Regions from separate parts of the Homo sapiens genome. Here region 1 is linked to region 2. The links are chromatin contacts, found by Hi-C or POLR2A ChIA-PET in ENCODE. All regions are on one chromosome and are shown on one strand. The core of a region is the stretch at or near the end of the contact, and the rest is flanking DNA. Distances in the headings are between cores, read along the strand shown. Region 1 has its middle 18 kb from the start of LINC01480. Region 2 has its middle 16 kb from the start of PCAT19.

Evidence for each region. A loop is a pair of places that touch in the nucleus more often than their neighbours do. ChIA-PET counts read pairs that join two places held with the same protein, here RNA polymerase II (POLR2A). Pooled maps may share reads with other maps.
Region 1: a loop to region 2 is called in a pooled map, with 2.7 times the contacts of the local background. The contact joins two enhancer-like sites. A Hi-C loop is called at or near these places in 10 of 168 maps with a recorded cell type or tissue (B cell, CD14-positive monocyte, CD4-positive, alpha-beta T cell and 6 more), 36 of 37 single-sample maps with no recorded cell type and 20 of 50 pooled maps. POLR2A ChIA-PET finds 5 or more read pairs at or near these places in 15 of 52 experiments (B cell, CD4-positive, alpha-beta T cell, CD4-positive, alpha-beta memory T cell and 10 more).

The regions. Positions count from the first base shown.
Region 1 is chr19:41,551,712-41,555,662 of GRCh38, reverse strand. It overlaps a transcript of CEACAM21 not described here. Among named protein-coding and RNA genes, the nearest start is that of LINC01480, 18 kb to the right of the region's middle. Within about 2 kb of position 2,457, at least 5 of the 41 ENCODE cell types and tissues checked have a DNase peak (open chromatin) inside an H3K27ac peak, as active enhancers do; they include B cell, where a contact is called at or near this core.
Region 2 is chr19:41,514,635-41,518,080 of GRCh38, reverse strand. No RefSeq gene overlaps it. Among named protein-coding and RNA genes, the nearest start is that of PCAT19, 16 kb to the right of the region's middle. Within about 2 kb of position 1,485, at least 2 of the 41 ENCODE cell types and tissues checked have a DNase peak (open chromatin) inside an H3K27ac peak, as active enhancers do; they include B cell, where a contact is called at or near this core.

The sequences.
Region 1 (3,951 bases), core at 1,208-3,707, 37 kb before region 2:
AAATTGTGTGGCTTGGTCTTGTGGCATGTCCCTTCTTTTAGAGACCTCAGATTCAATGTGAAATTCGGGATTTTTGATTTTCAAAGATCTAGATGCCCTGCCTTCCAGATGTGCCTACTCTTCACATATTTTAAAATTAGATCCTATAAACTGCAAATACTTTGTTGGCTTCTGTGAGATCAGAGGTCCAGTTAGAAAAGGAAGACAGTTTGTTAAAATTAAAAACTATTTATCTAATCTAACTAGATTGGCCTCCAAATATGACTTTCTGACATTCAGCTGGTTACTCTGAAAAGATTTCTAAATCTCTTGAGGCTCATCTATATGTTTCCTTGCAAAGAAAAAAAAAAAAAAAAAAAAGCAAGCCCAAGCACTAGTAAGAAAAAGATTTGCAATGTTTCATGAAAGGAGTAGATGAGTGAAGCATTTATTTGTAGATACTGGGTTGGATACCTGTGCAAAGAAGAAGAGGTCAATAATAAAAATTGCCAGGGGATTTCTTGGAACTTAACAAGCTGAATTAAATATAGAAATGTCAGGAAATCAAGGCAGGAAATACTCACTTGTGGTTAGGCAGACAGGGCAGGGTTCTGAGCTTGAGATGGAGCAAACAGTTGTGGTGGGTGAAGTTCACATGCTTTAGAGCTCAGCTGTCCTAGTAAAGAAGCCTAAGAGTCTCTAAAGCTCTTATGAGAAGATGGATTTTTTTTGCCTAGATTAAAAGGTTAAAGAATTGCTTTAAGTTGGATAAAATAAAGCTAAATGTTTAAGCAAGTTGTGAAAGGTTTATGAAAAAATTAATTAAAATATTTTTGTGTGTAAACATATTGACTAAAGTTGAAGGGGTATAATTCAGCATTTCTGTAAATTGAGCATTGAAATAAAAACACAATGGGTTTCTCTTAGAGCACTAACCTGCTCTTTAACAAAAATTGTAAAGGGTTATAGAAAGTCTATAAAAATGTTACCTTATGGTCAAACATTAAAATTGGGTAAATATGTCTATCAGGTTTTATTAAGAATTAGGTTTAACATTAATAGTACACTAATGTAAAGGTGAAATTTGGCTTATTTGGTACAAAAATCATACAGGAAGCATTGTGAAATATAAAATGATTTTTAGCTTTCTTTGGGCTATATTTCTATAAATATGTTATTGATGAGGGTTCCAAAGTTATGGGAGACTCCTATAATTCTGCTATATCTCAGTGTACATTATCAGTCATAATTATAATTGTCATGTTAAATTATTGTGGGCCACAGAGGTAACAGATTTCCTTGTCAATTGTGTCTTTGACTATGACTACCCTAAAACGTTCAGTCACCCATATACACATGTTACCTTGTTTTGGCCCTCTTTAGAAGGTAATTTTATAATCAGCTATAAAGCCCTAACAGGTGCTCTTAAATGCAAATTTTGATAACTTTGGAGATTGTGACATCAGAAGAGAGGAAAAATGTTCGGGACACTTGGAGAGCTAAAATGTTCATTGATATCAAGCAGGACAGGAATTAACTGCATGAAGTGAACTAATAGGAGGCTGAAGTGATCTTTTTGACTTTTTGCTTAAAACGTTGCTGATCCTTTGTTTTGCTTTTCAGAGTCAAGGCAAATTTTCTTTTGAGCTATTGACAGCTTTTAACGATTAATCAAAATATACTCCTATGAACACCATTTGGAGCATTATTTGTTTCTCTCTACCCGATTTCCCCAGAATTTGGAAACTATTTGTGGGTATTCTTAATTTATGGCAATATAGTTATTTGCATAAGTGCAATAAGAATGTGTTTTCTTTGGTAACAGGACACAATTTGAAAAACTGGTTATTTTACCAAGGTTTTGACCAGAATGCTGTGCTTTCCTTTAAGGAATCAAACTTGACTTGTGGAGCTAATAAAGCCTTTGGAAAACTGACCTTATATCCTGTGAACACAGTCCCTGTACAGGGTTACTGATCTGTGGGAAGAAAAGAATGTCACATTCTGACAGGTCAGGAATCCCAAGTTATCTTGAAACTTCAAGAGGACAGGAATTCACCCAACCATATGTATTTGATGGTAGAAATCCATGGCAGGGGCTCAGCTTTAAAAAGTCTTATCTCAGATTCCTTCTATAAAACAAAGTCCCATTAAAACCAATTTTAAAAGCCTATGTGAAAAATAATTATTCTTGCTGCACCTCGTACAAATAAAGTGGCAAAGCATAATAAAGCAAATTGGTCCTGTCGTAATTTGTCTTTAGTAAAAACGGGAAACTGGGGTCGGGTGCAGTGGCTCACTCCTGTAATCCCAGCACTTTGGGAGGCTGAGGTGGGCAGATCATCTGAGGTCAGGAGTTCAAGACCAGCCTGGCCAACACGGTGAAACCCCATCTCTACAAAAATACAAAAATGAGCCGGGCATGATGGCGGGTGCCTGTAATCCCAGCTACTCAAGGGGCTGAGGCAGGGAAGCGGAGGTTACAGTGAGTCAAGATCGTGCCACTTCACGACAGCCTGGGTGACAGAGCAAGACTCCATCTCAACAACAACAACAAAAAAGGGTAACTGGAGAGAGGGAAGTTATGTTTCAAAAACTTTTGGAAACTATAGTACACCTGTTTTTAAATTCTAGTCTGGCATTCAGTTTTTATTATTTTCTACAGTTTGGGTTAAATTCGTATTTCTCTGGCTACAAGTCTCCTAAATAATCTTTTCATTTGTTTCCTTTTTCTTTCCCTTTTTCCCCATTTTTCTTAATTGGAAATCACTGAAACCTAAGCTGTGCTTTCTTAAAGCCCTGTGAACTGAAGACTAGACAACCGAAACTTCTGAAGGAAGTAGCAGCAACCTATTTATATGTGTTGCTGTTGCCTACTATTATGTTTTAGCAGGTGCTGCCTCTACACCCCCGAAACAGAGAGTGCTACTGGGAACAAATCGACTTTTTCCACTCCAGTGCTGCATTCGGTGCCCCATAACGATGACCCCCTCTCAGCAGGAAGTAGCCAGAAAGATTACAATGCTCCATCTCCCTATGATTCTTGTGATAAATAAATATACAAGCATGATAGAAATCATGCGCAAATTGACAGTGGGGATTGTGGCAGGCCAGATTTCACTAATGGAGGTCCCCATCACAACTACTTCAGTACTGACTGAGTGGTTAAGTTCAGTATCAAAAGCTGAAAGTGCCAGCGCCTTTCTACAAAGGCTAGAATGTAACAAAAGCCCACCAAGGGTTTTACCTAGGCCTTTCCTGGGCCTTACAGCATGACAAAACAAAGAAGGAATTCTTAACCAGACCTGTTTAGGATTAAACAAATTTAATTGGGGGTCTGAAGAAACTCGCCAGGCCTCCACAAACAAGTTCATTGGGGGTCTAAAGGAACCCCCCCCAAACCTCTGTGATTGAGCAGGAGACAAGGTCAGGGTAATAGCCCCAGCACCTGGACTCATTTAGATTTAAGTAAATGTACTGAGGCTCCAGAGAAAGGTCTCCAAGACTTAGACTAGAGTTACAGATTAAAAGAAGTTAATCACTTATATCTTTAGATAAATGCACACTGACACGTAGACATACATCTTAGAAAATATATAAGCTCTGGAAAACCTTGTAATTTACAGTTGGTCTGGAGATATTTTCTGGGCCTTCTCTCTGTAACCGGTTCCAGAAATAAAAAACTCTCTTCCTCCCCAGTTTATCTGCATCTCGTTATTGGGCCGTGAGAAATAGCAGCCAGACCCTGAGTTTGGTCTGGGAACACACTGGCTGGGCTTCCTGCCTGGCGGTAGAGCTTCACTGTCCTCCTTCCCAGCCAAAATGTGGCCCTTGAAGGCTTCCTCCCCAACTGACCGGTTTTGGGTTCTAGGTACTCAGGGAACACCGTCTTCAAGGAGGCCATTTTCATACTGTTCCTGGTTTGATTTTTCTGAAATTAGGAAATGCCCCTTGAGGCATCCAGGATTGTCT
Region 2 (3,446 bases), core at 236-2,735:
GCACCAACCTGTGATATTGTTCCTAATATCCATGCGGGGGAGGACGATATCACTCTCAATGTCGCAGGAAGTGTACACCTCTCTTGTTATATTTTTCTTAATATCCAGGAGGGAAAAGATGATATTACTGCCAATATCGCAGGGTGTGTCCACCCCCCTTTTATATTGTTCCTAATATCCAATGGAAAAGAGGATGACATTGCTCTCCATATCCCAGAAGGTGTACAACGCCCCTGTAATATTGTTCCTAATATTTTGGGGGAAGAGAGGATGATATAACTTATAATATCACAGGAGGTGTACACCACCCCTATGTATTGTTCCTAATATCCTTTAAGGGAGAGGATGATATTACTCCCAATATCTCAGGTGGTGCCTATTCCCCCTGTGATATTGTTTTTAATATCCAGGGGAAGAGAGTATGATATTACGCCCAATATCGCAGGGGGCATACACCCTCTCTGAGATATTGTTCATAATATATAGAGGGAGAGAGGATGATATTACTTCCAATATCAGAGGTGGGGTACACCCCCCGGTTATATTATTCTTGATATCCAGGAGGGGAGAGGTTGATATTACTGGATATATAGCAGGGAGTGTTCACATCTTCTGTGATACTGTTCCTAATATCCAGAAAAGTAGAGGATGATATTACTCCCAATATCGCAGAACGTGTACACCTCCCTGTGATATTGATCCTAACATTCAAAGGGGAGAGGATGATATTACTCAAAACATCACAGGGCATGTACACTCCCCTGTGATATTGTTCCTAGTATCCAGAAGGGAGCAAGATAATATTACTTTCAATATCGCAGGGGGTGTACACCCCTCTTTGGTATGTTTCCTAATATCCAGAAGGAAAGAGGGTGCTATTACTTTCCATATTGCAAGGGGTGTACACCCCCCTGTGGTATGGTTCATAATATCCAGGGAGGGAAAGGGTGCTATTATTCCCCATATCGCGAGGCATGTACACCCTGCTGCGGTACGGTTCCTAATATCCAGGGGGAAAGAGGATGCTATTACTTCCCATATCGCGGGGTGTGTACACCCCCGTGTGGTATGTTTTGTAATCTCCGGGAACGAAGAGGGTGTTATTACCCCTCATATCGCTGGAAATGTACACTCCCCTGTGGTACGGTTCACAATATCCAGGGGATTGAGGGTGCTATTACTCCCCATATCGCGGGGGGAGTGCACCTCCCTGTGGTATGGTTCGAAATATCCAGGGTAAGAGAGGGTGCTATTATTCCCCATTTTGCAGGAGGCGTACACCCCTCTATGGTATGTTTTGTAATATCCCAGGTAAGGGGTGCTATTGAGAGAAGAGAGCAAAAGACCCCCCCCATATTGTTCTGTATTATTTTATACTCAGTACCTGTTTTAAGAAGAAACAAGGAAGCGAAACCAAAGGCAGGCAGCCCGGCGCCAGGCACCAGATCCAAAACCAGACCCGAAACCAGGCCTGGGCCTTCCTGACCTTAGCCTGAAAGTTAAAATTCAACCCATGACCTAGCAACTGATGTTATCCATAGATTCCAGACATTGTATGGAAGGACATTGTGAAATTTCTTGTTCTGTTCTGTTTCACTCTGAGTACTGGTGCATGCAGCCCTTGTCACATACCCACTAGATTGCTCAATCAATCATGGCCCTTTCATGTAAAAACCTTAGTGTTGTGAGCCCTTAAAAAGGACAGAAATTGTGCACTCAACAAGCTTGGATTTTGATACTCTAGTCTGCTGATGCTTCCAGCTGATTAAAAGCCACTTCCTTCACTACCTCGGTGTCTGTGGGATTTTGTCCGCGGCTCCTCCTGCTACACTGTGACTCCCCTTATAGAGAGGGGTGTACACCCCCCTTTGGTTCCTAATATCCAGCGGGGGAGTAGGTGCTATTACTCCCCATATTGCGGGGAGTGTACACCCCCTTGTAGTACGGATCGTAAAATCAAGGAGGGAGAGAAGGTGTAATTATCCCCATATCACAGGGAGTGTACACCTCTTTGTGGTATAGTTTGTAATATCCACGACGGGAGAGAATGCTATTACTCCCCATATCGTGGAGGGTGTACACCGCCCTGTAGTATGGTTCGTAATATCCGGAAGGGGAGAGGTTGCTATTACTCCCCATATGGTGGGAAGTGTACACCCCCATATGATATGGTTCATAATATCCAGGGGGGTAGAGGATGATATTACTCACAATATCGTAGAAGGTGCACACCCTTTTGTGATATTGTCCATAAAATCCAGAAGGGGAGAGGATGATATTACTTCCAATATCACAGGGGGTGTGTAGCCCCATATGATATTGTTTGTAATATCAAGGTAGGGAGAGGATGCTATTCCTTACAATAGCTCAAGGGGTGTAACCTTCTTGTGATATTGTTTGTAATATCCAGAAGGGGAGAAGATAATTTTTTTATTTTAAAAGTAAACTTTAATGTCAAAAATGCAAACTTGAGAAGGGCAGAAAGATCAAACAGAAGGCTGCCACTTCACAATTGGAGGGTTGCACAGTGGCCGGGCAGAGGCGCTCCTCACTCCCCAGACGGTGAGGCAGCCGGGCAGAGGTGCTCCTCACTTCCGAGATGTTGCAGGAGCCGGGCAGAGGTGCTCCTCACTTCCCAGAACAGGGGGCTGCCGGGCAGAGGTGCTCCTCACTGCCCAGACGGTTTGCAGGCCTGGCAGAGGCACTCCTCACTTCCCAAACGGAGCAGCGGCAAGCCAGAGGCGCTCCACACTTCCCAGATGGTGGGGCAGCCGGGCAGAGGCGATCCTCACTTCTCAGAGGGTAGGGCGGCCCAGCAGAGGCGCTCCTCACTTCCCACATGGTGGGGCGGCAGGCTAGAGGCGATCCTCACTTCCCAGACGGTGGTGTGGCCATGCAGAGGTGCTCCTCACTTCCCAGATGGTGTGGCCGCCGAGCTGAGGCACTCCTCACTTCCCTGACAGTGGGGCGGCTGGGCAGAGGCGCTCCTCACTTCCCAGACACTTGGACTCCGGGCAGAGACTCTCCTCATTTCCCAGATGGTGGGGCTGCCGGGCAGAGGCGCTCCTCACTTCCCAGACGGTTCAGAGGCCGGGCAGAGGCGCTCTGGGGAGAGGATAATGTTACTCCCAATATCGCAGGGGGTGCACACTCCCTGTGATATTGTTCCGAATATCCAGAGGGGGAAAGGATGATATAGCTCCCAAAATCGTGGGGAGTGTACACCCCCCTGTGATCTTGTTTGTAATACCAAGAAGAAAAGAGAATGCTATTATTTCCAATATAGCAGGGGGAGTACAACCCCCTGTGATATTGTTCGTAATATCTAGGGGGAGAGAAAATTATATTAGTCTTAATATCTCAGGGGACGTTCATCCCCCTGTAATATTGTTGGTAATATTCAGAATGGAGAAGATGATATTGTTCTTAAAATACAGGAAAAAAAT